Regions from separate parts of the Homo sapiens genome. Here region 1 is linked to region 2. A link is a loop called in an ENCODE intact Hi-C map of the cell type or tissue named here. Cell type or tissue: Caco-2. All regions are shown on one strand. Links, peaks and the distances in the headings refer to the core of each region. The heading gives the core; the rest is flanking DNA. Region 1 overlaps SMOC2 (SPARC related modular calcium binding 2). Region 2 holds the start of LOC107986549 (a long non-coding RNA gene).

Evidence for each region. Hi-C counts contacts between places; a loop is a spot of excess contacts. Peaks named below come from ENCODE experiments on the same cell type or tissue, not always from the same donor. Only the 100,000 strongest peaks of a DNase experiment are listed, where the experiment ranks them.
Region 1: a loop joins it to region 2, with 15 times the contacts of the local background. A loop is called at or near these places in 1 of 110 quality-filtered maps.

The regions. Positions count from the first base shown.
Region 1 is chr6:168,492,352-168,507,734 of GRCh38, forward strand. All of the region lies in intron 1 of SMOC2 (SPARC related modular calcium binding 2), which reads left to right. Among named protein-coding and RNA genes, the nearest start is that of SMOC2, 59 kb to the left of the region's middle. RefSeq lists an enhancer at 4,586-5,304. In Caco-2, for the core only: no CTCF peak of the experiment used is centred there; a DNase peak (open chromatin) is centred at 7,130.
Region 2 is chr6:168,363,432-168,378,814 of GRCh38, forward strand. LOC107986549 (a long non-coding RNA gene) reads left to right here and starts at 4,169. Exons shown (of 3, transcript XR_001743904.3): 1 at 4,169-4,400; 2 at 4,711-5,407; 3 at 5,566-6,853. In Caco-2, for the core only: no CTCF peak of the experiment used is centred there; DNase peaks (open chromatin) are centred at 7,275 and 9,660.

The DNA.
Region 1 (15,383 bases), core at 5,341-9,340, 130 kb after region 2:
ACCTTCTATTTTCAAAGCAAGAACTATGCAAACATAAAGGAAGCTCTACCACCTCTCAGCCTGCTAGCCCTAGGCCAAGGGGCAAATTCGCACAACAATGGGTTGATCAAATCTGACCAATCTCAACTTCACAAAGTCACTCTTACAGGTGTCACTCAAAACCAACAACTCAGTCCAGTGATAAGGGTGAAAAAGTGTGGCAGAAAATATACACACAAGCATCTGTTACGAATTTCATAGTTATTACCACATGATTAAATAAAAAGTATTGCAGTGTGAGGTAGGTTTCTCTAAATCAACTTTTCTTTCAGTCTCAAGATGACGTGACCTACGAGGTTGATGACATTTTAGAGAGAGCACTGTCTCACAGGACAAAATGTGGATGGTGACCAGAGGCACATACCTGTCCTGACGCTCTCCCACCACCACAAAATAATTTGTCACTCTGAGCAAGACATTGCATTTCTCTGGCTTTAATATTGCCATCTATAGAGTACAGAAATGTGCCTTCTCTTCCTTGTGTTGTAGGTTTGTTAGGATCGAATGGAATCTGTTTCAGCATCACTGCATGACGTCGTAAGGCTGACTTTCCTTGAGCTCTCCATACATTGTGAAGGTAGCTTCAAAGGAAGAGTTCACAAATTTGAATGAAGACTAAATTGTTGGAATGTTTAGATATGCTCAAAAGTGATTTTTTTTTTTTGAGACAGAGTCTTACTCTGTCATCCATGCTGGAGTGCAGTGGCAGGATCTCAGCTCACTGCATCCTCTGCCTCCTGGGTTCAGGCAATTCTCCTGTCTTAGTATCCTGAGTAGCTGGGACTACAGGTACACGCCACTACGCCTGCCTAATTTTTGTACTTTTAGTAGAGACGAGGTTCCACCATATTGGTCAGGCTGGTCTCGAACTCCTGATCTCAGGAGATCCACCTGCCTCGGCCTCCCAAAGTGCTGGGATTACAGGTGTGAGCCACCACACCTGGCCTCAAAAGTGATTTAGTTAAAGAACTGACTTGAACATTTATCTGCATAAGTATGGATTTGTTAAAAACTTAATTCCTTTCCCTTCATAATCTTACTTTGTACAAGATCTTCTGTAGCTTTGCATGATGATGAAGGCAAATGTTTTGTGAATGATGTATGGATGGCAAAGTAAGTGACAAGTTTCCAGAAGCGAAGGAAAACTGTTACTGTTCAGAAAATGATGTTCAAAGTACAAAGGCCAAGATATCTTCAGAATGGAAACCACTGTGATAAGATCTGGCTGTCTAATAGTATTGCAACTTAAAATTATATTAATTTGATATATTAATATCAACATTTTAGGGATATTAAATCCTAGGTAGTTAAAATTAGCTTTTGACAAACAAGTTGACATTGCGGACATGATTTTATTTTTCAAAAAAGTGTATAAGTCCTAGTTTTTCTTTTCTTAGTTAAATGACAGCCAAGAAAATAAATTTCATCTGAATATTTATTTCATCAGACATATTAGTTTTTAACTGTCTTTATCTTTTCTATTTTAATTGGTTCTTGCTATTCAGTGTCTGCCAAGAATAACTTCCAGAGGAGTTGTTCTTCAAAAAACAAAATTAGATTCTATGTGGTAGCCACCTTTCATAAGTGCATTTGGTAACCTTAAAATATTATGAGTGTGGGATCATTCCGATGCCATTGGAACGATCCTGAAGTCTTTTCTCTGTTTCCATCATAAACCTCATTGTTTTCTTGGTTTGACATTATTCCAGGCATATTGGTCTGAATCTTGGCAAGTGTATTAGATGGTTATTCCAGATGTTACTAAGAGCAGTTTTCCTTCTACACGCTCTGAGTGCAAGCATTCTTCATGACATGGCAAAGCTAAGAGCAGCTTTCCTTCTACACACTGTGAGTGCAAGCGTTCTTTAGGACATGGCAAAGTTTTGGTCTGGGCTCAGGTAGTTCAGTGGTAGGGCAGGCATGTGATAAGCTGGTCTCCTTAGGTTTCAGCAGACACGCACCTAATGCGCACCCAACCAGTAAATACATGAAAAGAGTGAATACTTTGCCTCTCTTCTTCCTTCTCCTCTTTTTCTGAATTTAACACCTAGATAGACTTCTTCTTGGCTTTAGCCGAAACACTTTACTAGGGCTAAAGTGCCCATCAGAATCTTTTTGGATAAATGAACACACACAGCAAACATTTTCTTCTATGCATTTTCACAGCCAACAAGATAGGGGATCACTTCCTAAGCACGTTGAAAATGAGTGGGCAGTGCCCTTTGACTTACGCTGCTTAGAGTGCCACTGATTTCCTGGTAAGCCTAAGACTTGGAGGAGACGTGAATGGAGAAATGCACCTCTCCTCATACTGGGGTTTTGCGATTCTTTCCCAAAGGGCTGGGAGTGAGAGTGAACCCTCGGCTGGAGCAGCCCCATCCCAGCAGCTGAAGGGCAAGGGAGGTGGCTGGGAAGGGCGGGCACCACTTCGCTCCCAGCTGCTGGGATGGAATCACAGCCTTGTCTAAGTGCACTGGGCCTGGGAGGGCTGGGATGGACCATCCTGGCTGAGGCCTCCCTCTGCCTGCAGTTCCTGGGGAATAGGGAACCTCCCTTGGGCCGGGGTGTGCTCACCTCGCTCGGCCTTGCCCCTTCCCTCATGCCTGCATCCTCCAGGCCCCGCCTCTGGCACCTTCCTGAAACCCGCAGGGAACCTGCTCACACCATGACCCTTCTCAGAGGGTCTAAGGTAAGAGCAAAACAGGGTGGGCTCAGGACACAGACACCTCCTGGCTCAGAGTGGTTCCAGGAAAGCCATGCTCCTGCGCCCTATGTGGGCTCCTGCAGACCAGGCTTTGTCTTGCTCTGAGTGAGTCACAAAGGAGGGACCTCCGGCCAAGGGAAAGGCTCCTTGTGGCCCAGGTGTAGGTCCCTCTGCGGGTCCACCCCCCTCTAACTGAGGCCCTGTGGAAAGCCCACCGTGGCAGGTGGATCTTCTTCACTTCCTCTCTCAGCCACTGGCTGACGCCAGCCAGGGTGACCTTGTCCGCGGCTCCCGGTGCCCACCGCTGGGGTCGCTTCCAGAGCTCCAACATTTTCCTTGGGAACCTGAGTTTTTAATTCTATCTCTTTGTCACATTTAATTTTTCTATAAAGTACAGATCGTAGATGTGGGATGCTGTGAGCACCTCCCGAACGATAAATGAGTGTGTGTTTGCTGTGGTGGCAGCCCTGAAGTTCGCAATGCCCGGGAAGCGTTTGGTGAAACTTTAAAGAAAGCCCAGGTGACTCCTCCTGGGGAGCAGCGCTTCGCAAACACCTCAGGCCTGCGTCTGCCACTCCCACACTGCCTGCCCCCTTTGGCCACAGGACACAGGCGTGACCCGGGTCACAGGGCTCTGCTAGCTCATGGCTTCACTCACCTGCGCGGTTCCCTGGCAGCCTCACCCACCTGCAGGGTTCACCTGGGGGCTCCACCCACCTGTGCAGTTCCCCATGGTGGCTTCACCCACCTGCACGGTTCACCCACCCACACGGCCCGCCCTGCCCTCCTTGGCCTCCTCACCGATGAGCGGTCAGGGCCGGGCCGAGCTGGGAGCTCAGGCCTCAAAGCCTATGGGTGCCCTGCATGCATTTCCTCTCGCCTCCTCGCTCTTTTCTTTTAATGTCTAAAATACCTTTGAAGTCCCTCAAAATCCTCTGTACTCCCTCCACAAAAGTCTCCAAGCTTCTCATCCTCCTGTAATTAAGGTGTTTCTATTCTCTCTGTAATTAAAAGTGTGAATTTCAAGACACTGTTCTTAAGTTACTCTGCTTGGCATTTAGGATTTGTTCGATTGGTCACAGAGCCTGGAAGCTTTTCGGTACTCATCTTGTTGCAACTGTTTGTTTCTTGGGCATTTTGTGGAAAACACTGGGGTTTGGGAAGGCAGGGTGGGGAGTGCTTGCCCTGCAATCCCTGTTTCTAGATAACACTGTCTGGAAGAGCTGTCTGCAGTGATGGAAATGATTTATGAGCTGCCTTGTCCCAGACAGCAGCCACTAGCACAGGAGGCCATGAGGACTCAACACATAGCAAATGAGCGACTGTCTTCAGATTTTACTTCATTTTAGTTAATTTAAACGTGAATAGATTCATGTGGCTAATGGTTTGTGTGTTGGACTGTCCAAGCCTGGGGGAAGCCTACCCATGCTCGGGGGTGATGGTGGAGTTGCAGACGGGACCAATCGCCTGTCGCCCCAGCCCTCGAGTTCTGTCCCGAGAGGTCCTTTCTTCTGAGAGGTTTCTTCCTTGGCCGGCACCTGGACGGGGCTGCGGCCTGAGAGGTGTCAGGTGAAGGACTGCAGGAGGCAGCGGTGAGGGCCCCCACCCTGGGGCCTCCCGAGCCCTTCCCTGCCCATCTCCAAGATTGCACTGTGCACCTCAGCGTGGGGACCCTTCTGAGTGGGGTGTGATGGCTTTTCAGTTGTTCCATTTCAGAGGACTGTGGGGAGAATTCTCTTGGAAGGATTCCATGTCTGGGCTATCGCATAGTGTAAACAAAGGCTGTCGAAAATTCAAAGAATCTGTTTTAATGCGTGACCCAAGGTGAGAGGGGAACAGGAGCCTGACCGGAGCCCCCACCGCCTCTCCTCCAGGCGAGGGGAAGATGCGGCCCCCGGCAAGCATGGGGAAGGCTGAGCAGAGGGCTAGAGGGGGCTCTGTGGCCCAGGCCCGCCCCTTCCTCTCAAAGCCTGTGAGTGTAAAGCTATGCGAGAGCCCTGGGGCTGCCGTCCTGGGGAAAGAAGGCCCAGCCCTGGCCCTGTGGTTAAGGGCCCTGGTTGGAACGGAGGGCAGGGCCCGGGCCCCAAGCCCATGACTGGGTTCTCCTTCCCTCGCAGAGGAGCCCGGTGGTCACTGGGAGCCTCAGCTGTGCGTGGTCAAATGAGGTGCCTGGGCTGGCATCTTCGTGTGTTCCTGGGTGACCCTGTGAGCAGCTCCGTTTAGCCTCCAGCCCTGACAACATCCCTTCCCAAAGGGACGGCCTCTGCACCTGCCCCCAGGCGTGGGCAAAGGGGATCCAGCTCTTTTTATTACAGAGAAAAGAATTCGCCCTTCCTTTCATAGGTATCTGTGGCCTCCGCGGCATGTGGTGGTGAATGCGGATGGAGGTGGGGGTCTTCTTGAGTGCCCTCTCTCCTCCAGGGACCCTCCTGCCTACCCGGGCAGTGGGCACGCAGATCCCTCAGTGACGGGGGAAGCAGGTTCCTAGGAGTCCTGAGTGGGAGCAAGAGGCCTGCCCCCGGAACGTACCGTTCTCTGGACATTCATGGGACCAATCCCCGTTAGGAGCCCGTGGTCTTGTCAGGAAAACCTGGCTCAGATGAAGTGAGAGACAAACTCGGTTTTCGGGTTATTCAATCATCGCCCTGCATTGGCAGCTAAGCATTCTTAGTTTTGAGGTCTCCTTACAACCACGTTTTGCCCCCCACAAAGCAAAATAAATGGACACAGTCAGAACTGTGATGATGGGGGGTGCTGAAGGGCTATAGGTGACATTTAGAATAAAATGAAGTCTCACTGCCTTTAGATGGAGACACAGGGCTGGAGGCTGCCTGGACTTTATGCAGAGATCAGAGGCCCCTGACCTTTACCGCTGGGCCATTTTGTCGTACTTTTAACTCACGGGACTGCACAGCCGCTGCCCATACAGGGGAGCCGTTTCTCTTCACCAGCATGAGTGGGAGACAGGTGATCTGTGGAGCTGCCTCTCGGACATATTGTTTCCAGCAAGGATCTGCCTTTCTGTTTCCTATTTTAAATCCTTCAGTTATGCCTCTCAGTGGAAATGATTTCACCGAATAACACAGTCTCCACTGAGGTTTGGCTAAGAAACAAATTATCTGGTATCTTGGCGTTTGGATGCATTTCCCTGGCTTTCCAGGTTACTCTCATATTCTGTAACATGTATTTTAGTGTAATTTGCTCTAAATGCTTTGAAATGAGCAAGAGCCTCAGAAAAGAAACTCTGGCTGAATGCCTTTGAAAATGTCACTTCATCAGCAAACGCATTCGCTATTCCAGGGAACCCTAAGGACAGAGAGGGAAAGAGTGGCTGTCCGGCGGGTAGTTTAGCTGTGCCAGAAAATGTCGAGGCTATCAGCGAATTTGTGAATTATATACTGTAATAAAAACAGAGCTACTTCTTCAGTAAAAGAGGTCAGGTCATTGGGGTTGTCTGTGTCCCTGGAATGGTAGGGGAGCCGCTCTTTTCTGATCGCCCTTCCTGCTGCAGGCTGAGTGGTGAGAGAGCCGCAACATGTGACTGTGTTGCATGAGGACGGCCAGGGCCCATAGCCTGTCTACTACACATGGAAACCCTGGGTCCTCCCAGCCCTACGAGTCAGAGTCTCTGGGGGGATGGCCAGGGCCCATAGCCTGTCTACTGCACATGGAAACCCTGGGTCCTCCCAGCCCTACGAGTCAGAGTCTCTGGGGGGATGGCCAGGGCCCATAGCCTGTCTACTACACATGGAAACCCTGGGTCCTCCCAGCCCTACGAGCCACAGTCTCTGGGGGGACAGCCAGGGCCCATAGCCTGTTTACTACACATGGAAACCCTGGGTCCTCCCAGCCCTACGAGCCACAGTCTCTGGGGGGACAGCCAGGGCCCATAGCCTGTCTACTGCACATGGAAACCCTGGGTCCTCCCAGCCCTACGAGCCACAGTCTCTGGGGGGACAGCCAGGGCCCATAGCCTGTCTACTACACATGGAAACCCTGGGTCCTCCCAGCCCTACGAGCCACAGTCTCTGGGGGGACAGCCAGGGCCCATAGCCTGTCTACTACACATGGAAACCCTGGGTCCTCCCAGACCTACAAGCCAGTCTCTGGGGGTGGAGATGAGAGTCCATTGCCCGGGAGACGGTGCTGCATGCTGCCGCTGAGAGCCACTGCGATTCCAGGTGCCGTTGGGCATGTGGGAACCGCAGTCCAACGTGTGCTTCATACTTACTTTCATGGTTGATTTGTACTTTTATTTTCAGATACTTCTCATTTAACCTCTGTAATCTTGTCACTGGGTAATCACTCCCCAGGTAGCATGTTTGCTTTTGCTATCAGTAAAGGTCGGAGTTTATCTGATCTTTTGTGCGTTGCAGCCCAGAGACCGATGAGCTATACATGAGCTATGAAGTGTGCGGCAGATGGGGCAGTGATGAGAGTCAAACCTTCAGGTTAGAAGTCAGATCAGTTTTTCCCTATATGCCTACAGCAGAGAATTCCAACTGTGTGTTACCTCCCAAAGTTTTAATTGTCTTCTACGTGTGAAGGAAATAAGTTTATGTATTTCCAGTGCGTATACTTTTATGTCAATTGGAAACTACTACTTTATATCCAGTCATCCTGTAATTTTCCACTGGGAGCCCGTGAGGAGCTACACATTTCATTTTTTTAACCAGAACCAATAGGGGACTGTGGAGCAGATTGGCCCTGGGGTCCCACGCTGACCAGCAGTGCAATCAGGAAGGAGTGAGTTAATTAATCACTCTGTTTCCATGTTCTTCTCCGCACAATTGGACTAATGATAGCATTTAATGCAGAAGATTGTTAGGTTAAAGGTACTAATGCAGTAAAGTGTTTAGAACAATGCCTGGCCCGGGTGCTCAGTGTTCAAGCTGTGAGCAGGGAAAGAGGCTAACAGAGATGAAGTCCATGCCGGGTGCAGTGGCTCATGCCTGTAATCCCAGCACTTTGGGATGCCAAGGCAAGTGGATCACCTGAGCTCAGGAGTTCGAGGCCAGCCTGGGCAACATCCCAAAATACAAAAATTAGCTGGGCATGGTGGCCCCTGTGGTCCCACAGCAACTCGGGAGGCTGAGACAGGAGAATCACTTGAACCCAGGAGGCAGAGGTTGCAGCGAGCCCAGATCGCCCCACTGCACTCCAGCCCGGATGACAGAGTGAAACTCTGTCTCAAAAAAAAAAAAAAAAAAAGAAGAAGAAAAAAGAAAAAAGAGATGACATCCGAAGAGGGTTGAGCAAGAGAAGGGGAGACTGAAGTAGGAGGAGAGGGAACTCTGAATGCTGGAGGTGTTTTGTACTTGGTGTTGGCGGGTCTCCTGTTGACTCGGGTGGAAGGACAGCATTCACGCGTGGAACCTGACGGGGTCCCTCACGGAGGTGTTCTAGGGTCTCCGCGTGGTCATGCCCCGTGTTCTTGCACTCATTTTCTCCAACACCTTCTCTCGGCCCTGCTACTTGCCCCGGTGATTCTGTAGGGACCCCGGGTGGCTACGCGAATGTGGCTCTGAAGACAACACTCTTCACTGAGCTGCAGCTCTGGCCAGACACTGCTGGACTCCAAGGCCATGTGGGTGCACAAGCTTCTCTACCCCCCGAGGAGGTACCGTCCATGGGCTCAGGAGCACTGGGCTTAGAGTCCATGCCCATGCATTCCGTGTCTACAAGGGTACTGCTTCACAGTGGCCGCCGAGGACGCACACGAGTGCTTCACACTCATCCAGGGGCATCTCGATTCTCACTGGGACCCTGGATAAGAAGCACTTTTGTAGCTAAAGCAATAAGGATGGTGCCTGAGGCTGCATGAACCCCCGGAACACTTTTAAGTGACCAAAAGCATGACAAGACTCTCCGACAGAGTGGGCATTGCTTATGAGAGGGGGAAGTTCAGCTGTGTTACAGTATTTCATAGGGGACTTGTACAATCTACCTTGTGCCTCTAAACACTTCTGACCCCTAAGAATCGTGGCCGGATGCTAAGGATAATCTTTCGTTGTCATTGCCAGAGATAATTATTGCATTAATGTAACACCATCCTCATCATATCTTATTAGGAAGAATTTTAGAATAACAGAGCTTCTACTGAATCTCAAATAAAACTGGATTGGAACAATGAATAACCTGAGAGATTTCTTAAATTATCTCAAAAATTACTAACAGGGAGGAAAAACATCCATTTTCATCATTGAAATTAACATGGATGTGGAGACAGGGAAGGAAAATAAACACAAAATAAATGTTTTGGAAAAGGAGAAGAGAGTTGCAGAGCAAAAAGTACAATAAAGCACCATCCGTCCCTTGCTGCGGTGCCAGGAACCTGCATTGTCCATCCCTCGCTATGGGGCCAGGAACCTGCATCGTCCCTCCCTCGCCACGGGGCCAGGAACCTGCATCATCTGTCCCTCGCTATGGGGCCAGGAACCTGAAGCCCATTCTGCAGAATGTGAGGTGGGGGGAAGATGGAACCAAGAGCTCTAGGAAATCCTGGCTCAGGGGACCAAAAGCCAGTAAAGCATTGGTAAATGCACTTATAAAAAGTTCCAGGTCCACTAAAAAACAATAAAGGCAGTGTGGCAAACAGAGAAACAACCACGGCCTCAGGGCTCCTGCTTTCCTCTGGGATCTCCGTACCCAACAGCGTCACCCAGGGGTGGCTGGGGTTCAGCCTTGCTTGGTTGTGTGTGCATCCTGAGAGGTCCGTCTTGATTCCCCACAGAAGGTGGGAGCGTCTCCAGGCGTTTGGTCCTGAGAGGGGCTGCCTCGCCCTGGCCACATCCTCCTGCACATCCCTTGGGTCTTCCCGCTGGCTGCAGATACCTCACTCTGGCAGCTCTGTGCAGGGCTGAGCCCCTGCCCTCTTTCCTGCATCTGCCTCCATCTTTCCCAGGCTTCCTGAAGAAACCTGCTCTCTCTTCTTGAACTTCTAATTTAGCTCCCTTTTTACTGCACACTTCTCATTTTCTCTTTGAAAATGATCACCAGCAAGAGGATCCCTTAGTGCTCACACAGTAGAGTTGAAATGGCAAACATACCCTATATTCATTTAAATGGTAGATAAGCAGGACCTCTGCTCCAAGGGCTTCTTGCAAATAACATCTTCATATCTTTTCCAAACACTTTCTCGTGCACTATCACATTTTGTTTTCACGATCATCTTTATGAAACAGGAATCCTTGTTATCACCTCCATTGGACAAGTGAAGAAATCAGCTCTCACATGGCTCCATACACGTCCCTGGTCACTTTGCTCTTCTGCCATCGCCAAGGTCAGCATGTTCCCTTTGACCACAGAGCCTTGCCAGCCCGATGGCCCTCCATGCCCTGCATCTGCCCACAGCCACCTTCTGCGTATTTATTGGGTTTGTGGCTGTAATCTAGTCATGCAGATTAAAACAAATTCATCTCATTCAATTGTTTGCTCTTGGTTTTAAGGTCCTATGGATACCCAGTAAATAGAACAAAAAGGCAAAAGGGGGTCAGGAATGCCGATGGGACCTACATTATCACCACTTTCCTAACTCACTGAGTTATTTCACTCAGACTCTTAAACTTACTAAGACAAGCTGCCTTTGAAAAGCTGACGACCAGTGTCTCTGATTCATGCCTCACTTACTTTTTTATTTTATTTTAATTTAATTTAATTTAATTTAATTTAATTTAATTTATGTTATTTTGAGACAGAGTCTTGCTCTGTCGCCCAGGCTGGAGTGCAGTGGCACAATCTTGGCTCACTGCAACCTCCACCTCCTGGGTTTAAGCGATTATCCTGCCTCAGCCTCCTGAGTAGCTGGGATTATAGGTGTGTGTCACCACGCCTGGCTAATTTTTTGTATTTTTAGTAGAGGTAGGGTTTCACTGTGTTAGCCAGGATGGTCTTGATCTCCTGACCTTGTGATCTGCCTGCCTTGGCCTCCCAAAGTGCTGGAATTACAGGTGTGAGCCGCCGTGCCTGGCCTTTTTTTTTTTTTTTTTTTTTTTTTTTTTTGAGACAAAATTTCACTCTTGTTGCCAAGGCTGGAGTGCAGTGGCGCAATCTCTGCTCACTGCAACCTCCGCCTCCTGGGCTCAAGTGATTCTCCTGCCTCAGCCTTCCATGTGGATGGATTACAGGCACCCACCACCATGCCCAGCTAATTTTGGTATTTTTAGTAGAGACGGGGTTTCAGCATGTTGGCCAGGCTGGTCTCGAACTCCTGACCTCAGGTGATTTGCCTGCCTCGGCCTCCCAAAGTGCTGGGATTACAGGTGTGAGCCACCATGCCTGGCCACCTTGCTTGTTTTCTAAATGAGCAGAGAGCACTTACGTCACGTCTCCACAGTGAGCTCCTCCTGGTGAGTCTCTGTGCTCCTGTGAGGCACCTCCGTCAGCAGGGCTGTGCTGAGGCTGGGAAGCAAATGCCCTCCCCGCATGGTGGTTTTCTTCATGGTACTCGTCCACATATGAAAGAGCTCGTTATTTTATCCTCACAGCTACCTCAAAGGTGACAAGGTATTATTACTCTCATTTTACAGATTAGCAAATTGAGTGTCAGAGATTGCACGGGTGGAAAAATGCAGAACCAGCATTAACTCTCCCCTGTTGGTGCAGAGCCCAGCGGCACCACCCATTTGTGCTAGGAACATGATGCCGGCTCAGTGTCCCGCAGAGGCTGTGGTGGCCAGAGCCCAATGTTAATGCCCCCAAACTGAGCATCTGTGACTCAGTCTAGTGCATCAGGGAGGATCAAAAAAACGCACCACAAAATTGGTGAGATCCTGTGCAGAGTTGGCTCGTTGGCCTCATCTGTGTCATGTTGAGGACAGCACACTCCCCAGAATCCTCTGCCGGAGGGAGGAGCCCAGCACCTCCTTGTTTTCTGTTTGAACCCCGGTCTCCTCAGGTCCTCAAGTGATGCCAGCACATTGATTTGAGAGGCACTGGCCACCACGATGACACACGAGGCCTGCTTTCAGTGGCATCCTTTCCGATTTCTTCCTACTGCTGGCCTTGACACATCCACGTCTGTGGATTTGCCCTGGGATGCCAGCTCACATGGCTTCTCATCCAGCTCCTCTGGGTTCCTTAGATGGGCGGTCCCCAACCTTTTCGGCATGAGGAACGTTTGACATTTTTTCCATGAACTGGTGGGTGGGGGATGGTTTCCAGATGATTCAAGCATGTTACATTTATTGCGCACTTTATTTCTATCATTACATTGTAATATATAATGAGATAATGTGCAACTCGCCATAGTGTAAAATCAGTGGGAGCCCTGAGCTTGTTTTCTGGCAACTAGATGGTCCCATCTTGGGGAGAAGGGAGACAGTGAGAGATCATCAGGCATTAGATTCTCATAAGGAACCCGCAACCTAGACCCCTCAGATGCGCAGTTCACAATAGGGTTCACACTGCTGTGAGAATCTAATGGTGCTGCTGATCTGACAGGAGGTGGAGCTCAGGGTAATATGAGCAATGAGGAGCAGCTGTAAATACAGATGAATACAGGGTTGGGGACCTCTGCCTTAGGTCATCTTTTAGGAAGCAGCAGATATCCCCCCAGATCAGCTTTGACTGATCTTCCCTCTGAGCCACTCAGGCACCTGTGTTCTTCCTTATACAGCGTGGTCATTTGTGGATGTACATTTCTGCCCTCTGGATTTTCAGCTTCACTAGGGCAGGCTCTTCTTCAAAATCCCATCCTCCTGGAGGCTGGTAGAATGCCTTTTACAGAGAGGGGTCACTTAATAACTATTTAATACATTCAGTTTAAGCTGGGTCTGACTTTTGAGCTAACTGGAAACATGAGGCTTTACTCTTAAAGACTGGGAGCAAGAAGTCGAAGACAATAAAATACTGAAGTTAAGGGTTTCTAAAATACATATAAAGTGGTGCAGCTAACTTCCATCAGATGCGAGATGAATGAGTGAATGAAATGTCCGTCTCTCAGATACCGGATGAATGACTGAATGAAATGTCCATCTCTCAGATGCCAGGTGAATCAGTGAATGAAATGTCTGCCTCTCAGATGCCAGATGAATGACTGAATGAAATGTCCATCTCTCAGATGCCAGATGAATGAGTGAATGAAATGTCTGTCTCTCAGATGCTGGATGAATGACTGAATGAAATGTCCATCTCTCAGATGCCAGATGAATGAGTGAATGAAATGTCCGTCTCTCAGATGCTGGATGAATGACTGAATGAAATGTCCGTCTCTCAGATGCTGGATGAATGACTGAATGAAATGTCCATCTCTCAGATGCCAGATGAATGACTGAATGAAATGTCTGTATCTCAGATGCCGGATGAATGACTGAATGAAATGTCCATCTCTCAGATGCTGGATGAATGACTGAATGAAATGTCCATCTCTCAGATGCCGGATGAATGAGTGAATGGAATGTCCGTCTCTCAGATGCCGGATGAATGACTGAATGAAATGTCCGTCTCTCAGATGCTGGATGAATGAGTGAATGGAATGTCCGTCTCTCAGATGCCGGATGAATGACTGAATGAAATGTCCGTCTCTGGGAGAAAATGTCCTGTGGAAAGTTATGTTTTCCTTTAGCATTTAAGTTTTGTATTGCGGGCTCTGAAACAGGATTTCCATATTTGCTTGGAAGATTTAGGTTCTGTGTTCTAAAAGAGTAGGACCCTGTTTTCTGAAATCTGAGGAAGTCCAGGCTTTAAAATGGAGAAATGATTCTTTAAACAGGCTTGAGTCTGTAGCCCCTCTCCCACCTGTCCCCAGTGACTTTCAGAATTGTGCAGGCTCTTCACGCACTGGGCCTCATTGCCAGTGCTGCCCTGTCTTCTGTTCAATCTCATTTCTTCCTGTGTGCACCTCCCACTAAGAAAGCAAACACGTGGATGCCATCTATTTTCTCTTGGCCTATTATTTGGAAAGTGTGTGCTTTTGAGAATTTTTTTTTTTTTGAGACAAGGTCTCACTTGCCCAGGCTGAAGTGCCCTGGTGCGTAGTCATAGCTCACTGCAACCTCCCATTCCCCGGGCTCAAGTGAGCCTCCCACCTCAGCCTCCTAAGTAGCTGGGTCCACAGGTGCACATTTATTGTGCACTTTATTTTGTTACACCCCCATACCTGGCTAATTTCCTCCCACCCCTGATAGAGACAGAGTCTCACTGTGTGGCCCAGGCTGGTCTCAAACTCCTGGCCTCAGCAGATCCTTCCATCTTGGCCTCCCAAAGCTCTGGGGTTATAGGTGTGAGCCACTGCACCTGGCCTTGCAAATCTTACAGCTACAAGAATTATGTATTTCAGAGGCAACATTTCCTTAATGTCTTCTTATGTCACGTTATCTCATATAGTCAGAGACGTATTTAATCAATATTATAAGGAGAAATTTTAAACATGTTAAGATTTGAAGAGTGCTTTTACCTGTTTTGTAAACGGTTTTTGTTTTAATCTTTTTCTTCTGGCCCAAACCCAGTAATTTATTAAGAAGAAACATAGACCATGACTTTGATCCATTGAGTCTGTCTGACTGGTTTTCTAATGTGTGAGCTACTTGGTGTCCACAAAGACACTTCCTGTGCCCTCCCCCCCACCACTTCCTTACACCTGGGCTCCTCGCACCTGTGCAAATAGCACTGCTTCGTGGAAATCAAAAGAAATGAGAACCCCCTGCAATTGTGGGGTTTTTTAATAAAGTCACTCGATGTCCAGTTCATTGCATTCTACATTTAGCAAAGTACTTTTTATCTTGAATTAGTTTTAAGACTCTCAACCGAGTTCTTTTAACACATAGTGAATTCTTTGCAATAGGAATATTTATTTTTCTTGAATGGGCTGTTTATTAATGAGCACAACTTAGTTAAAAGCTTATTTTCTTACATGCACTGTCTTCCTGTGAAATTTAATTGCTATTAAACAGGAGGAAGGGGAGAAACATGTCCATAACCTGTATGTTCTCTTATCCCTGAGAAATAACACTTCCATTGTTAGTTCCGCACCAGTACATTATCAAGAATTATGGTCAAATTCCAAATGCCTGGATGCTGGGTGCTTTTATTTGAGAAAAAATGTCGAGACTGTCTCTTTCCCTTTAGAGAAAATGATAATTACAGCGTCTTACCTAAGTTCTCAGCATCTCCTCACTTAGGGTTTCAGGAAATACATAGAGACCACCTCTTAAACATAAAAATTAACAGGATTTAGGTTATTCCATCTTTTCATCTACAGTAGGAGAAAGCTATTAATAGGGCCGGCCCCTGTTTGAAACGAAGGCACCTGGGGCTCCTACTGAACACACTGCAGGTTCATGTTTTCTTTCTGTTTTCTTCCCTCTTTCTCAGTGCAAAGCTGTGCTGCCCCAGCCAGCTGTGTGCTGCGAGAACGAGGCTGCTGAGATCCTCAAGTACCTGTGAGGCGCCTGTGACTCGGAAGCATTTTATAAGATCCAAGCAGCGTCTCAGCGGGTGGAGGACCTTCCCATGGCACAGCACCCGAAGGTCATGTCTCCCAGGAGCTGCCTGCCCCCGGGGCGCCCCCCACTGCTGGAAGAGCTCAGTCAATGCGTGTTGGTGACATGAAAAATGTGGTTGAGACTCATCTGTGGCAGAATTCAACAGAATGTATTTATGTGCCATCTCTGCCCTCTTTAAGTGAAAGCATACATATTTG
Region 2 (15,383 bases), core at 7,252-11,251:
GGAGATTGAGAGGGAGAGGGAGATGCAGGGCGAGAGGGAGATGGAGGGGGAAGGGGAGATTGAGATGGAGAGAGGGAGGGAGATGAGAGGGAGAGAGCATGAGCGATTCTCAAGTGGGCGCCTCACATACTTTCAAAAATGCTTTATTGCTTATGATGTGCTATTTAAAGTGTGTTTCTAAATGTGCCTATTATTAAAAGACATTCTTTGAGAACCATCAAGAACCACCCCCCTTTCCCAGGATGAAAAACATCAATAAAGCTTTTCTTCCTTTGAAAAGTTGGTGGCTGTGATTGGAGCTAGTGCTGGAGATGAAGCCAGGTGTGGGTGATGACAGAGCAGTGTTTCTGGAACTCGTTATTTATATAATAAAAGTATTTTTGTTTGTCTAACGTAATCTTGGCATGTGAAATTGATCTTTGTTTAACGTATTAGGTGGTGTTGAAAACTAACCTGGCTTCTACTGAGACACACTGGTCATGCAGCCTGGAAGGGAAGCTGCCCTTTGCCCTTTGCCCCTCACCCCTCACCCCTTACTGGGCATCTGTGGCTCTGGAATAGAGCCTGTCCTGGGACCCCACAGAGCTGATGGGCGAGACGTGGTCTCCACGGCAGCAAAGGGAGGCAAAGGGGAGAGAGGAGTTCCCCAGCCCTTTCTGTGTCTGCTTAGTTCACATGCAAAAGAAAACATCTTGAGGCAGGAGCGGAGGTAAAACAGCGCCACACAACACACACAACAGGGGGCATTTGCAGCTTGTTAATGCTGATTTAACAGCAATTAGAATGGCATAGATATCTTCCGGGAGGGGGCCATCAAGGCGTTAATTAGAAAAAAATTGAGAGTAAAGAAATACAGGGAGAAAACAAGACATTCTTTAAGAAGCTGTCAACCTGGGCAAGGACGGCCCAGTGGTGGCCCCAGAAGGGGCTTAGAAAGATGGCCCTGAAAGGTGGCCCTGGGAGGTGATTCTTGGGGGTAGCCCTGGGAGGTGATTCTGGGAGGTGATTGTGGGGGGTGATTCTAGGGGGTGGCCCTGGGAGGTGACTCTGGGAGGTGATTCTGGGAAGTGATTCTGGGGGGTGATTCTGAGGGGTGATTCTGGGAGGTGATTCTTGGAGGTGACTCTGGGAGGTGATTCTGGGAGGTGACTCTGGGAGGTGACTCTGGGAGGTGATTCTGGGAGGTGACTCGGGGAGGTGATTCTGGGAGATGATTCCGAGCAGTGATTCTGGGAGGTGATTCTGGGGGGGTGGCCCTGAAAAGTGTCCCTGGGGGATGATCCCGATGTGGCCCTGGGTGTTGGCCCTGTGGGGTGATCCTGGTAGGTGGCCTAGGAAGGTGGCTCTGGAAGGTGGCTGTGGAGTTTGCATGTGGGCCGGGAGCCATGGAGGAAGCACAGCAGGCATCAGCTGTCAGGGAGCTGAAGGAAAAAGAAAGTCCGGGGAATCAGGAGGAGGCCCACTGACAGCCCAGCTCCATCCCCGAGATCCCAGGTGTGAATGTTCCTTTTAAATATCACCACGGCGGTTACTCTCCTCAAACGTCCAGCATGGCCAGAAATGGCAGCAGAGGCACCCAGAGCAGGCACGTGGGGGAGGCAGTGTGTGGCCATCAGGCTGCATGTGGACGGGCCGCCCTTTCTCAGGGCTCTCAGATGCGCTTCCAGAGAGCAGGGTTTGTGTCGCCTGGGTGGTAGAGGATGCGGCCGGGAGCTGCCCTGCAGATGGAGCACGCTGGGAACGTTGGTCACGACACGGAGTCTCTGGGAGGTTGTGGAGGCCAGCGTGGGTCTGAGCCCGTGTCCGTGCCGCCACACAGGGCACGGGAGCCTGTTCAGTCTCCTCTTCTGAATACGAGGGCTTGCAGGAGGGACCAACACAAAATTCGTTTCCGGGCACACGGACGCCTGAGGTAAGAGGGCCGGGGTCGGGGAAGGCAAAGAGGAGCCGGTCCTGGGGCCAGTGTGGGGCCTCTGCTCTGAGGCGCTCTACCCCAGAAGGTGCCTGGCGCTGGGGAGCCACCCTCAGGGGCTCGGCCTTGGCCTGCAGAGAGGGGAGGGCAAGAACTGGTGTCAGCTCCCTCCTCCACTCAACCTCCTGGGTGTGGAAATGCACAGACACCTGGAGCCTCCGTGGGCACCACGCAGTTTTGGGTCGAGGGCTCTGCTCCAAGCACCCCGGGCATAAAGGCGGGCCTTGGCTCGGTCAAGAGTCCAGGCACGCACACTGGCATAAAACACTCCTCCGAAGGAATATGGAAATGTTCCATTTTACTTTGTTCAGGACTCCTAGGAAAATAAAACTTAGACATTTTGTATTTGAAAACATGACCTTCTAACTCTCCGCTATGCAGAAATGGGTTTGGGAAGAAACACATGAGCAGAAAGTCATTAAGCAGCTGCGTCTAGGAGGGCTGTCACCTTGCAGCCACCGAGAGGCTCCTCAGAGCACTCAGGACCACTGGGCGGGGTGAGCGGGCCCAGACTCTCCATCGGGATCCTTTCCCTGGGACTGGGAGCTGCCGCCTTTGCATTCTGGTCTCCCAGGGTCAGCACGACTGACGGCAGCACGGGGCACGTCTCCACACCGACCCCACCGTGACCTACCAGGGCCAGGGCTCCAAGTCCCCATGGAGTCACTGCTGGAATTAGGAGCAGCTAAAACCAACGGTGTTGTAAAAAGTAAAGTAGAGGTTCCCCTTCAAAGAGACTCTCCTCCCTGTCTTATTAGAAATAAACAGTAACTTCTCTTAGAAGCAAAGCAAAATTTATCCAAAGACCTGTGCTGACATTCTTAAATATCTGCTAGCCGTAATAAATCAATGTACTTTATGCTCTTAGCTCCCACAATTTAGCCTAAATAGTTGCCCTGGCATGCTTACACTGGTCCAAGCGGGCATTAGGCCATAGCCTGTTTCTCTTCCTTATTTGAAGGTGTTTTTACCTTTCTCAGCATTCCACAAGTTACTTCCTCCTTCCTTTGTTCTCCGCTGCCTTTGCCTCTTTTAAAAAGTTCTAAGTTGCTAGGTAGTCGGGACAAATACAGAATGTGAGGTCCCATTCCATCCAATGGAAACCAGACACAGCAGTAGGGTGGACGCATCAGGTTATAAAAGACCCTGTCTCCTTTGTTCAGTGTACTCTCGTGGCAAAACTACTGGCGAGCGTACCCTTTCTGCACAAAGTAAAAATGGCCTTGCTGAATAAATTAAATTTATGTTCAAGTGCTATTTCTTTGCGGCACCGGAGAACAAGCATTTCCAACAGTGTCCCCTGCGCCATATCTGGCCACACTTCCTCCTCCCTTCCTGGTGCTCATTCAGTCACTTGTTTGGAAAATGTTTATTAGGACCTAGAGAACTGGCGGTGTGGTTCGCTGTTTCCTGTACCTCAGGTGTAGCCATTAAGAGAGTAATAAATCTGACTGCATGCATATCAACAGGTGAGGAAAACTGGTCACAAATAAAAGCACATCATCATTTTATTTTGGTAGAAACATACATGACGAAAATTTTGGAAGGACAATTTTGAGTGGTGGATATGTGTCACTTCTACTATCCTTGGATAGAGGAATTTTGGGTTATTTTTATCTTTTATTTTACACTTTCAATATTGATTATTACAAAACACGTGTATCTTTCATATTTAGGAAAAATCAAGTAAATCTATTTCAACGTTTAAAATATATTGAAGCACTGCTCCATAAATATTATTTTAAGAAGAAAGTATTACTCCAGGTTCACGGAGAAGGAAAAAAAAAATCACAAGAAGGCTGTTTCCTGAGGCCTATTTACAAAACATTCACATTGATCAACTTTGGAAGTCAGGCTCTCAAAGGAAATGTGCACAGAGGTGCCCATGTCTGATATTCTTATCCTGTAGAGGAAAGGAAGTCAGCCCAAGCGGGTCTGAGGCTCACACACTGACCACGGAGGAAACCACACTCCGGGTTGCTTTGCCCATCGGCGGCAGGGCCGGACCTCAGGGCTCTCCTGACACTGGCGTGTTCCAGTCCTGGCTGCATCTGAGAATCACCTGGAAACTTTAAAAACGCGGGTGCACGGTCCCGCGGGGCTTCTGATTCACTCAGCCTGGGGTGTGGCCTGGCCATCAGGACTTTAAAGCTCCCCAGGATGTTCTAAATATCCTGCCAGGGCTGAGAGCCTCTGCACTTTATCATGCTTGCTCTCCAATCCCGGCTAACTGGCTCCTGGCCACAATCCCAGGTGAGCTGTGGTCAGACGCATTTGTGCTGGAAGGCTTCGCAGCTTGGCTGGATGGGGGATGTCTGGTTTTGGCCCAATTTCTGCCAGATGATAGATGATCTCACTGCTTCACTTCAATCGTCTCTAAAATGGATCTGGACGTCTTTTAACCTTATGTCTTCCATCTGCAAACACAGTGAGTAACATCAGAGATGATCAATGCGAATACGGCCCCAAGAAATTGCAAACAGCTCTCTAATATCGCTAATACCTTTTACTATTATGCAGTCAAGATTAACCCAATGCTGGGCAGATTAAAATTATGTTCTTAGTTGGAGCCTCTAGGTGAAAACCTCGTCTTAGTAAAACTGTACTTACAGTCAAATTCCACTGACACTCAAAGCGTTACTATTATTTTCATTTTTATCTTAAAAATTATTTGCAGATTCACTGGCTCTCCTTGAATCTCTCAGTGTTTTGCAACTCCATTTTAATCTCTTTTCAAGGTTCTGACAAATGCCATGACAAATGAGAAAAGAGTGTTGCATTTAAACAAAAAGTTTAGCAAGAGGAGAGGCCGTGACACTGGAGATGGAGGAGGCACTCCAGTTCAGTTGTGAGCAGTCCTGTCCGGATTCCTTCCTGTCCGGATTCCTTCCTGTCCAGATTCCTTCCCTGGCAGAAATCAAACTTGCCATGAGCTGTGAGTAGTCCTGTTTGGATTCCTTCCGTGGCAGAAATCAAACTTGCCATGCATTTGTTCCTTCTATCCTCTCTCTTTGAATTTCAAAGAAGAACTGGAAAAACAGTAATTATTCAAGATTTTAAACTGTAATGCAGTGAAATACTCCTTTCCTCAGGATAGCAGGGTCTTTCCTGGAGGCAGGAATGTGCGACATCCTTTGGAAAAAGTTCTCTTATTCACGGTGTTTCGCAAACCTGGCAATGTGTTCAAGTCAGCCGGGGGCTTCAGGAGGGAGAATTTCCCAAGAAGAAGGTCACTTCTGGACTCGCTTTCTGGGACATCAACGGACTCACAGAGAATCCGAAAATCAGAGAATCCGTGGCAGGGGAAGGCAGAGGTTGCCTGTTCCTTTACTTAGAAGGAGCTGAAGGCCTTTGTGAGGACAGGTCCATCCAGGAAGCTCCTTTGGGGAAACCAAGCAGAAAGGAGGCCTCAGGAAATTCCCTGAGACACAGACTGTAAGTATCCACCCCCCACCCCAGGCTCCTTATTTTGGTCCTCTCCCTGCTTACATACCAATTACAATGCCTAGGTCAGGACCAAAACACAGGAGAAGGTAACAGCAGTAATGGACATAGGAGTGAGGCCACCTGGCCAAGTGTGATCTTGCTTCCAGGACCGTCGAATGCACACACAGCCAAACGGATGTGAGACCACACAGCTTATCCTGCCGCCTGCCTTCTGCAGCTGTGTTTCTCAGCTTTCCTCCCACCCCAGGATTCAGCCTGCCTGGCCCAGCGCTGCCCCTTCTGCTGTCCTGAAGGTCTTACCTCCTGCGGCTCCTTCTGTCCCATCCTGGTGGCTGCCCACACCCATCTTTCGAGTGCCCACCTGTGCAAATCCCAGCACTGCCTCCCTCCTTCTGTATGTACTGCTCAACCCTGCACCCCACCCTGCTCCCCACACCATGGTGGGAAGAAGCCCCCTCTTTTCCTCCCTGTGTCCTGCACCTGGAGCAGAGCCCACGTGACGGAAACCCAGGAGCTTTCCTTGAGGGAATAAAAGCGAATAGGACTGGGCGCAGTGGCTCATGCCTGTAATCCCAGCACTTTGGGAGGCCGAGGCGGGCGGATCATCTGAGGTCAGGAGTTTGAGACCACCCTGGCCAACATGATGAGATCCCGTCTGTACTAAAAATACAAAAATTAGCCAGGCGTGGTGGTGGGTGCCTGTAATCTCAGCTATTTGGGAGGCTGAGGCAGGAGAATCGCTTGAGCCCGGGAGGTGGAGGTTGCAGTGAGCCGAGATTGCGCCGTTCGCACTCTAGCCTGGGCAACAGAGCCAGATTCCATCTCAAAAAAAAAAAGGAACGGAAGGCTCAGGTCAGTGCTGTGCTAGGCTCTTCAAATACTTGCTCTGGTATTTAAATTAAAACAATGTATCTAGTTGAGCTTCTTGTTTACATTTTTTTTTAAAGACAGGAAGATGCTTCCATTTTCCCACAGTTAATTGATTCTATCACCTACTAAAAGTAGGAAAGAGCTCTGGATGGAAAAGCCCCTTCCATCCCGACAGATGCTGAACACCAATCCACAGCTGCTTTCCAGCCCCAGGGAGAAATCCCACGTGGGCCTCGTGTGGTGCGTGCACACAAAACACAAGACGCACACGCTCACCAGCAGGTCATCCACGTGACGTTTACATTTCATGCTGTACCTGACGCTGCGTCCCTACAACATAAAATCACAGTGTGTTGCTTATAGACCTGAACCCTCAATATAATGTCACATCCGACTGTACACAATGTTTCTATGATGAATACGTTTTCGGTGCAATGAGAAAATGAACAATCAGCACAAGTGTGAGCTGTGTCTTAGAGTTACTTTATTGGTAACATACAATGCTGTTTCTTTTTATTGTTACAATAAAATGAACCCATAAACTCTGTGCTATAGTGCCCAGGAGCTGACAGACAGGAGAGGGGCTGTGACTGCCTCATTAAGAATTCATGAGAAGATTTGCCCGGAGCTGGGGAGGCCTGGCCGGCCTCCCTCTCCCGCGCTTGTTCCTGAATTAAAGTGTTCACGTGGCAGGGCCCGCTTTGGACAGCATCACCACTGCCACCAGGGGGCACCCTCGGCTCACGCTGAGCCCGGCCCTCCTGCCCGCGGTCGGGCTGGGACCGTCCTCTGGGCCTGCATCCGGCCTGGGACCCTTCTCCTTGTCTGTGCCCGGGCTGGAACCCTCCTCTGGGTCTGCGTCCAGGCTGGGACCCTCCTCCTTGTCCGCGCCCGGGCTGGGACCCTCCACTGGGATGCAGAAAGAGTCCTGGGACGAGTGGACGTGCACAGAGGTCTCCACAACTCCCTGCAAGCTCGGTTACACCCAACCTCAAATCATCTTCTCTCCACCACGCTAGAGCCAACCACGCCTCCCGAGGAGCAGGTGCCTCCTCTCTGAGTGGCCGGAGAGACCCGGATGTGATGTCAGCGGCGCAGCAGGCGAGAAAAGCGGGGAAGGGCGTGGGGTCAATCGGCTGACGGCAGGAGCCCGGGGGGATCTTTCCAAGGCGTCTTGGCGAGTCCAGGCTGGGCCCTGGATGTCGTGGCCGCAGGGTCGGGGTGTGGTTCCCCGGGAGCGGCAGAGCTTGTGTCCCCGCTTTGTCCCCTCAGGTTGGTGGGCACGTGGCACCCCAGGATACACAGGACTGTGTGATTTAGAAAAACACCACGCGGACGAATTGTTATTTTGCAAACCTGGCTTGTAATGAATGCTTTGATCAGAAAATGCAAGGCTGCCTGACCCCCTTTCTGTCATCTTTGAAAGAAGGAGGCAGAAGCCACGATCTGACCAGCACAGGAGCCCAGCCTGGAAAGTCAGGAGAGATGAGGCTGCCGGCCAGATGCACGTGTTTATGAAACAGCCTAGGCAGGATTTGGGGAGCGAGGGCCCTGCCTTTTCCCCTACATCACTTGCCCTTAACCATTCTCATGTTAGCTTTGGAGCCAGCTACATTTCCACGAGGCTCGCTCTAAAGTAACACCAACTTTTTAAGCGGCAAATGTTTGAAGGTGCCCACCAGCATGTTCCTCACTGTGAAATGCCTCGTTTGATCCCGCAGGGTCAGAGGTGAGAGCTGCTGGGGACCTATTTGTTGCCATCACTGATCAGACTAATTTAAAAAGAAATGACTGCTTGAGCCTCACGTGACCAGCCTGAGACGAACTGATCTTAGGAAAAGCTGCACACCTCCTGTGGCCACGACTGATGATGGGAATAAATTCGTTTCCAGAGCTTGACAGGAAAATCACCTCCCTTCAGAAAATGACTAACAGTGTTTTGTGTTTGATACCACCTTTTAGCTTGTCCCTCAGGTCTGATTTAACCTGCGGGTAGAGTTGATTCTAGTCATCTTGCCATGTCTCCTCGTCCTACAAGGACACCAGCCATTGGATGAGGGCTGGCCCTAACCCAGGATGACCTCATCTGAATTGCAGTACATCTGTAAAGAGTCTATTCCAAGGAAGTTCATGTTCATAGGTGCTGAGGGGAGGGATGGGACACCTCTTTCTAGGGGACACAATTGAACCCATAGCCAGTGGTCCGGCTGCATGGACAGGGAGGCCGCCGAGGTGCCTCCTGTCCCCCGTGCAGAAGGTCACGGACTTGCAGGAGTGGCTCTCCCACCATTAGACGGTGCTGCAGCCTCAGGGACGGGCCCCCCAGTGCTCCTCCCTCCTCAGAGGGGAAACTGATCCCGGGACCTGCACTTCTCAGGGACGTGGTGCTGTTCCCATGCTCTGTACTCTGATTCTGAAAAGACCCGCCCAGGACGCCGTGGCCTGGTGATCCTGGCCTCCACATGCAGTTCCCCGGAGGGCTGGGAGGGGATGTTGGGAGAAGTGAGGAATGATCATGGCTGTTCAGGTGCCTTTGGGAGGAACCTTGGTTAGACACCCAGGACCCAAGCTGGCGAAAACGGCCGGAGGCACTGGAGCCAGGCGTCAGAGGTCAGGCCCAGCAGCACCAGGTGTACATGCACATGCACACTGGCCCAGGCACATGTAGCCACGCCCATGTACATGCACACACACACATGAATGCCTACGCATGTGTGCAGCATGCACCCCCATCACAGGCCAGGCCCATGTACACGCACACACACAAAAACACCCACATATATGTGTGCAGCACTCACCCACATCACAGGCTGGGCCCATGTACATGCCCACACACATGAACGCCCACACATATGTGTGCAGCATGTACCCACATCCCGGGCTGGGCCATGGCCAGGCGTGTGGCCTTCCAGCTCAGGGCTGCCCCTGGGGTCTTTGTCTCATGGTGAGGCAGCGTCTGGGCTTTCCCCCTCAAACCCAGGGCTGGCGCCATGACCCATTCTGTGTGGCCGCCTGTCTCTTTCTCAAAAGAGTGGTCTCATGGAAGGTCTTAGAGCTGACACCTGGGTGAGGATAACAAAGCCTCATTCACCGGGCTGTGCTCATTTTATGGCCAATGTTTGGTTCCCTTGAAGACCCAGGCTACTTTGATGTGAACGTTTGCTCCTTCAGAAGTCAATGTTGTTGATTTGGAGCAACGGTTCCCCTAACCGAGCTGAGACCTTCCGTAGAACTCCGCAGGGGCAGCTCTTCCTAATCGCCTTTTATTGCTTTATAGGTGCCTGTAGCTTGGATAAGCTGGGGCACAGCAGGCCGTTATTGATAAGGACATTTCATACCTAACAAGGGCCAGGTGACATTTCCTCGTGGCTGCCCGTAGGGATGTGGGCTCAGATGTGAACCGAATGGAGAGAAAGAGACGATTGTGAAGGGAAAGGAAAACAAACGGCCACCTGCCCTGCATCCATGAAAGAACACCTGTGTTGACTTAGCCCGCGATGAGAATTCGCTTTCCAACCAATACGGTGTTTTATTTACCTAGAAAGACCCGTATCTGCAGTTCTCCCTTTTCATCAGAAAACTGACAGCATCAAAAGGAGATAACTCCTTTTTTCTTTTAATTGAAGAAGGTGGAAGAAAGTAACTCTTTCAAGGGAAATGGCCCGAGCTGTGGGTCAGGCTCAGACGTGGGCGCTGCGGTCAAGCTGTGGTGTTTCCATCCATTTGCTGCAGGCCCAAGCCTGGGTAGGGTTCATCCTCCCTGGAGACAGAGGTGGGAGATGTGCTTTGCTGTCCTCTCTGGCTGAAGTCACCAGGGCAGAACTGCACTTCTGTGGCCGGCGTAAGTCACACTGAGAGTCAGTGTGACCCCCATGCCTGCCTCTGTTGCCCGGGTCCTGTCCCTGGCACCTCCGGAGGCCCCTTCTTCACCTTTGTGATGCAGGCTCTCCCCAGGGTCTCTACAGCCCACAGGCCCCAAGCTTCTTCCACCAATGAGTGTGCAGAATTTGGTGGCAAAATAATCATTCTCCTTATTTTTATTATGTACTCTTCAAGCAAATGTGGTACATTGAAGAATGGGAATGACAGATCCCTTCCATGCTTCTAAACTCTCTCTGATGGTCAGTTTGGAGAACGTTTTACGGTAGATACAGTTTAAGTAGTTTTTTCCCATGCAATTATTAAAGACAAGGAATAGAACATGGTGTTGCTTTTTCCAGAAGTAAGAGAGGTGCTGATAAAGGTATCAAGCCAAGGTGTCCTCCAGGGAAGGAGAAGGAGCTGGGGTTCAATGCCCAAATCCCAGGGCTTAAACTGCTGGCTGAGGTGGGTGTCCAGGCTGGATGCCACAGTAGGGGAGGCTGAGGCCAGGCCTGGCCAGCTGCTCAGCCTCTGTGTTCCATGCTGTGATTTCCAGCAATCCAGGAGCGGTGGGGATGGATGCTCCAGAGCTGAGGATTCTTGGCTCAACCCAGGGACCCAGACCCTCCCATGGTCCCAGTCTCAGGACCCCATGAATGACCAGCCAGCAGACACAGGCTCAGGTGAAACTCAACTCACTTCCTCCCACCAGCTCCCGCCATCCCTCTTCTGCCACTGGCTGCACGTAGCCTCCCGGGGGGCTGGCTCAGGTCCAGCCCAGCGGCCATCCACACAGCCGGCGGGTACAGCTCCTCGGAGCCTGGGAAGGACAGAGCCCGCGAGGCACCTGGGTCGCAAGTGCGAAGTGGACTCCTTTTCCCTTTTCTGGACGACACAAGGGAGGGATATTGTTGGAAGGGACCCTTCCTTCCAGAGTCTGCTGCCAGCTGAGGGCACCCTGCCTTCCCGGCTCCTCCTCGCCGAGGCTGGGCTGGAGGAAGCCCTGTTTGCAGCTTCCCTGTGGTGGCTGCGGTCAGTGTCTCTTGTTTGAGGGATCTCGGGCAGATCTCACTCTGACCCAGGGTGAGAACAGACACCAGGCTCAGCTATGGCACCTCTGGTTTTGGAAGCTGAGTCCTCCTAGCCAGCTGCTGAAACATGTGAACTCCACTCCACGGCTGCCCAGGGCAGTGGCATTTGCACTGTGTCCCCTGAGCGCTGGGGTTTTGCAGACGTGACCTAGGGCGGGGTGCTTGACAGCAGGTACCCCCGGTCCCTCAGCCCCTTCTCCCCCGTCAGCCCTGCTCTTCTCATTTCATTTGTTGGGGTTTCAAAGAATGATGTTTGCAAAAAGGTTCTGATGCCAAGAAACCGCGAGCCCCGGTGGCTAGGGATCTTGGATCACCACCTCTATGGACGCTGCAAGCCTGGTGCCTCCCCAACAGAGTCATGGCATGATGGCCTACCCCAGACCCATTGTCAGGCCAGCCCAGCAACCGTTCCCCTGGGACAGGGAGTGGGCCTTGGACCTGCCTCCAGCCTGCCCTCCATCAAAGTGACTCTCCATGGAGAAGCCACAGGTCCCTGGGGCAGGTTACAGTGCATGGGTGTGGGGGCAGATGGGTGGATTTGAGTCTCATTTCTGTCACTATTTAGCTTTGGAAACTTAATCACCACATGTGATCCAAATGTCTTATCTGTAAGATGAACATAATAATGACGACTTGATACAATTGTGCCAATTAAAGAAAGCAGTGTTCTCGGATACCTCACAGGTGCCTGGAGAGTGATCCCTGTTGGCTGCCACACTGCCTGCAGCCTCTGATGGGAACCCGTGGCCCTGCCTCGGTCCTACGTTCTCCCGGATTAGACCAGCCCCTAAAAGTCTCTGCCTTTCCCCTCACAGGGCCTTTGTTCCCCCTGCCTCTTCAGCCCCATCTTGCCTCTTGTTTTTGTTTGGGAATGAGCTCCTGTGGACATCCTGAGGCTGATGTGGACAGGGAAATCTGGGAGATAGAAATCCATGGCTCTTTTCTTTTCAGCAATATAGTCAGCTGTGTCTAAGGAAAATTTATTATGATAGAAAATTTTAAAAATATGGTCTAAAACAGGCTGGGTGTGTTGGCTCACACCTGTAATTTCAGCACTTTGGGAGGCCAAGGTGGGAAGATTGCTTGAGGCTAGGAGTTTGAGACCAGCCTGGGCAACAAAGTGAGATCCCATCTCTAAAAAATAGAAACATTAGCTGGGCATGGTGGCACACACCTGTAACCCAGCTACCTGAGAGGCCGAGGTAAGAAGATTGCTCAAGGCTGGGAGTTTGAGGCTGCAGTGAGCTGTGACGGTGCCGCTGCACTCCAGGCTGGGCAACAGAGCGAGGTCCTGTCAAAAAAAAAAAAAAGTCCTAAAACAGCAGCCGTGGGTATTATTTTGAGCCTGAGTGAGAGAAGGCATGAGAAAGCCCAACTATAGACAAGGAATATCAGTGCCAAGGTAAACGCTAGGGTATTCCGCCCACATACTCAGTTAGGAACTGGGGTTCTTATTTGAAAATGGCCCATGGATATTTAGTAATAAGACGCAGTTGCGAATCTGGTTTTGTATCTTAAAAGCCGGGACAGCCGTGTTTAATTTTGAATTACCTTTTAAAATTGTAAAAGAGGAATTGTTCTGGGGTGATGTGATACAGACGAGAACCAGGTGCAGCTGGGCCTCCCCCACTCACCTGGCCTTTCCTCTCAGCCTTTGTGGCATGGTTGGTCCCCGCTGCTGTGCGGCTCTGCTCTTAGCGAGGTAACTCAATATGAGAATTAATTACCCTGTATTTTAATAGCCACATCGAATCAAAGGTTGGGTACCAGCTCTAGACTCTTGGCCCATCTGTCTCTAGAAGCAGGTCAATATGATGGAATAATTTTTTAAAATGGTTTTCCCTTAAAAATCTCTCTCCATATGTCTGTTTGTAAACATCTTAAATTTATCAACATAATGGTGTCCACACATTTGATAAGTTAGAATATCTAAGCTAATATATCTTTTTTCCAGGGCCTCATAAAATCTGATGTTTGTAATCTTCCTGTAGTTAAAATGTAAAAATAAAAGCCTGAGACTGCGGAGAGGGCCCTGTCCCAGACGCACATGGCTAAATGCGTTTTTAAAGTACAGGCATCTCTTGGGGGCTTTTGGTTTGGTTTGATTTTGGTTTGGGGTTTGCATTTTCATACCACAAGATGCTAAGTGATCTGTTGATTCAGTAAAGTATGTATTTAATTTCCAAAGAGGGCTCTGCGAAGGCTGGCGTCGTGAAGCAGCCAGGACGTAGAGCTGAATGAAGGGCCAAGACCCTCACCGCCCCCCACTTCCTGGAGGGCCCCACCTGGTGATGGTGGAGAAGCCCAGTGCCAACTCCAGGGATTCCCCAGCACCGCCCGGAGTGACACTGGCAGCCTTTCTTGCGTTCCCTTTAAGGGAGCTGCTGGAACCTGCATCCTGGCGACAGTGCTGGGCGTGGCAGACAGGCCGGGTTCAGGACTGGCTCATTCCCGTGGCAACATGGTCATCACTCGAATTTTTCTTGTGGGCATTTTCTGTTCTTCCACCAGCCTCCGGCTGTGAATGTAAGTGGAAGAAATCAGTGAGTGTTTAAATCTGATGTTGGCATTTCCACTCTTCCCGGCCTCTTCCAGGCCTGGAATTCACCACCGTGATGACCTCCAGGCCAGGTCACCTCTCCCTGACTTCTGATATCCACACAGCCTTGGGCGGAGCTCAGAAAAAACCTGCTAGTTCTGAATTCTGCGCTCTGGGAACCTCAGTGTCTCTGCGGTTCTTGCCCCTGAGAATTCCTTATCTGTGGTCTGCACTCTCCCCCTGCCCATGCAGCTGGGAAGGCTGACATTGATAGAATGGTCTCCAGGCACCCCTGGCCTTGGAGGTGGGGTCGTCCCCGAAAGACAGTTCTGACGCAGGCCGTGTGGCCACGTGCTTCTTGCAGATGGAGCTGTGTGGGCGAGCTCCTCCCAGCTGCACAGTTTGATGGATAGATCCTTCCGATTTCCTCTTCTACTTGAGTTAAACACCTACTCATATTCAACTGGCCAGAGCTGCCAAGTCCCACTGGGACGCGGTGAGTCCAACAATCTCCCGCACAGTCCTCCTGTTCCGGCTCTGATACCGGCTGACGCCTGAGCTCGGGCGGCCAGGCCCCCGGGACCTCTCTTTTCTCCTGGCTGAAGCAAGAGACAGTCAGTCCCTCGAGCCTCTCCCAGAACTGTCAGCAGTCCTTGCTTGTCTGTGATTTAATTCAACTTTATTTTCAAACTGTTCTTCCCTGGCAACCTAATAAATCAGCATCAGAACTGGAACACACTCCTGAGGTTACTCCTTGATTCTACCCCAGGTGCCATCAGCTGCCTGTTGGACCCGTTCTCCCGCTCACCCCCCGTTTCTCCTTCTCCACAGAGTGTGCCGTCTGCTCAATGCCCTGGATACAGCGGGTGCTTCTCAGAGGAAGCTGAGTCTACCCCAGCTGTCAGGGATACACCCTCACTAGTCCAAAAATAAGGTTTGCTGCAGAGTTTCTGGGGAAGGATTTTTGCTCTAAAAAAGACATACGGAGAGATTGAGATTTTCCCCTCTCCACTGGATTTCGTCTACTTAGGTGCAATGGTGTGTTCTTACACCTAGCCTGAGAATGACCACACGCAAGTTGGGGCAAGCTGAGTGACCGGAAGGAGCAAAGCTGAGTGACCGGAAGGAGGCAGAGTCTCAATCTCACACAGTCCAAGTCCCACACAGCCCGAGTCCACACAGCCTGAGTCCACGCAGCCCGAATCCAAGGAGCCTGAGTCCACACAGCCTGAGTCCCACAAAACCTGAGTACCTCGCAACCCAAGTCCCACACAGCCCGAGTCCACACAGCCCAGGTCCACACAGCCCGAGTCCCACACAGCCCAAGTCCCATGTAGCCCAAGTCCACACAGCCCGAGTCCCACAGAGCCCACGTACACACAGCCTGAGTCCCAAACAGCCTAAGTCCCATGCAGCACAAGTCCCACGCAGCCCAAGTCCACACAGCCTGAGTCCCACACAGCCCGAGTCCACACAGCCCGAGTCCCACGCAGCCCGAGTCCACGCAGCCCGAGTCCCACACAGCCTGAGTCAACACAGCCCGAGTCCCACACAGCCCGAGTCCACACAGCCTGAGTCCCACACAGCCCGAGTCCACACATCC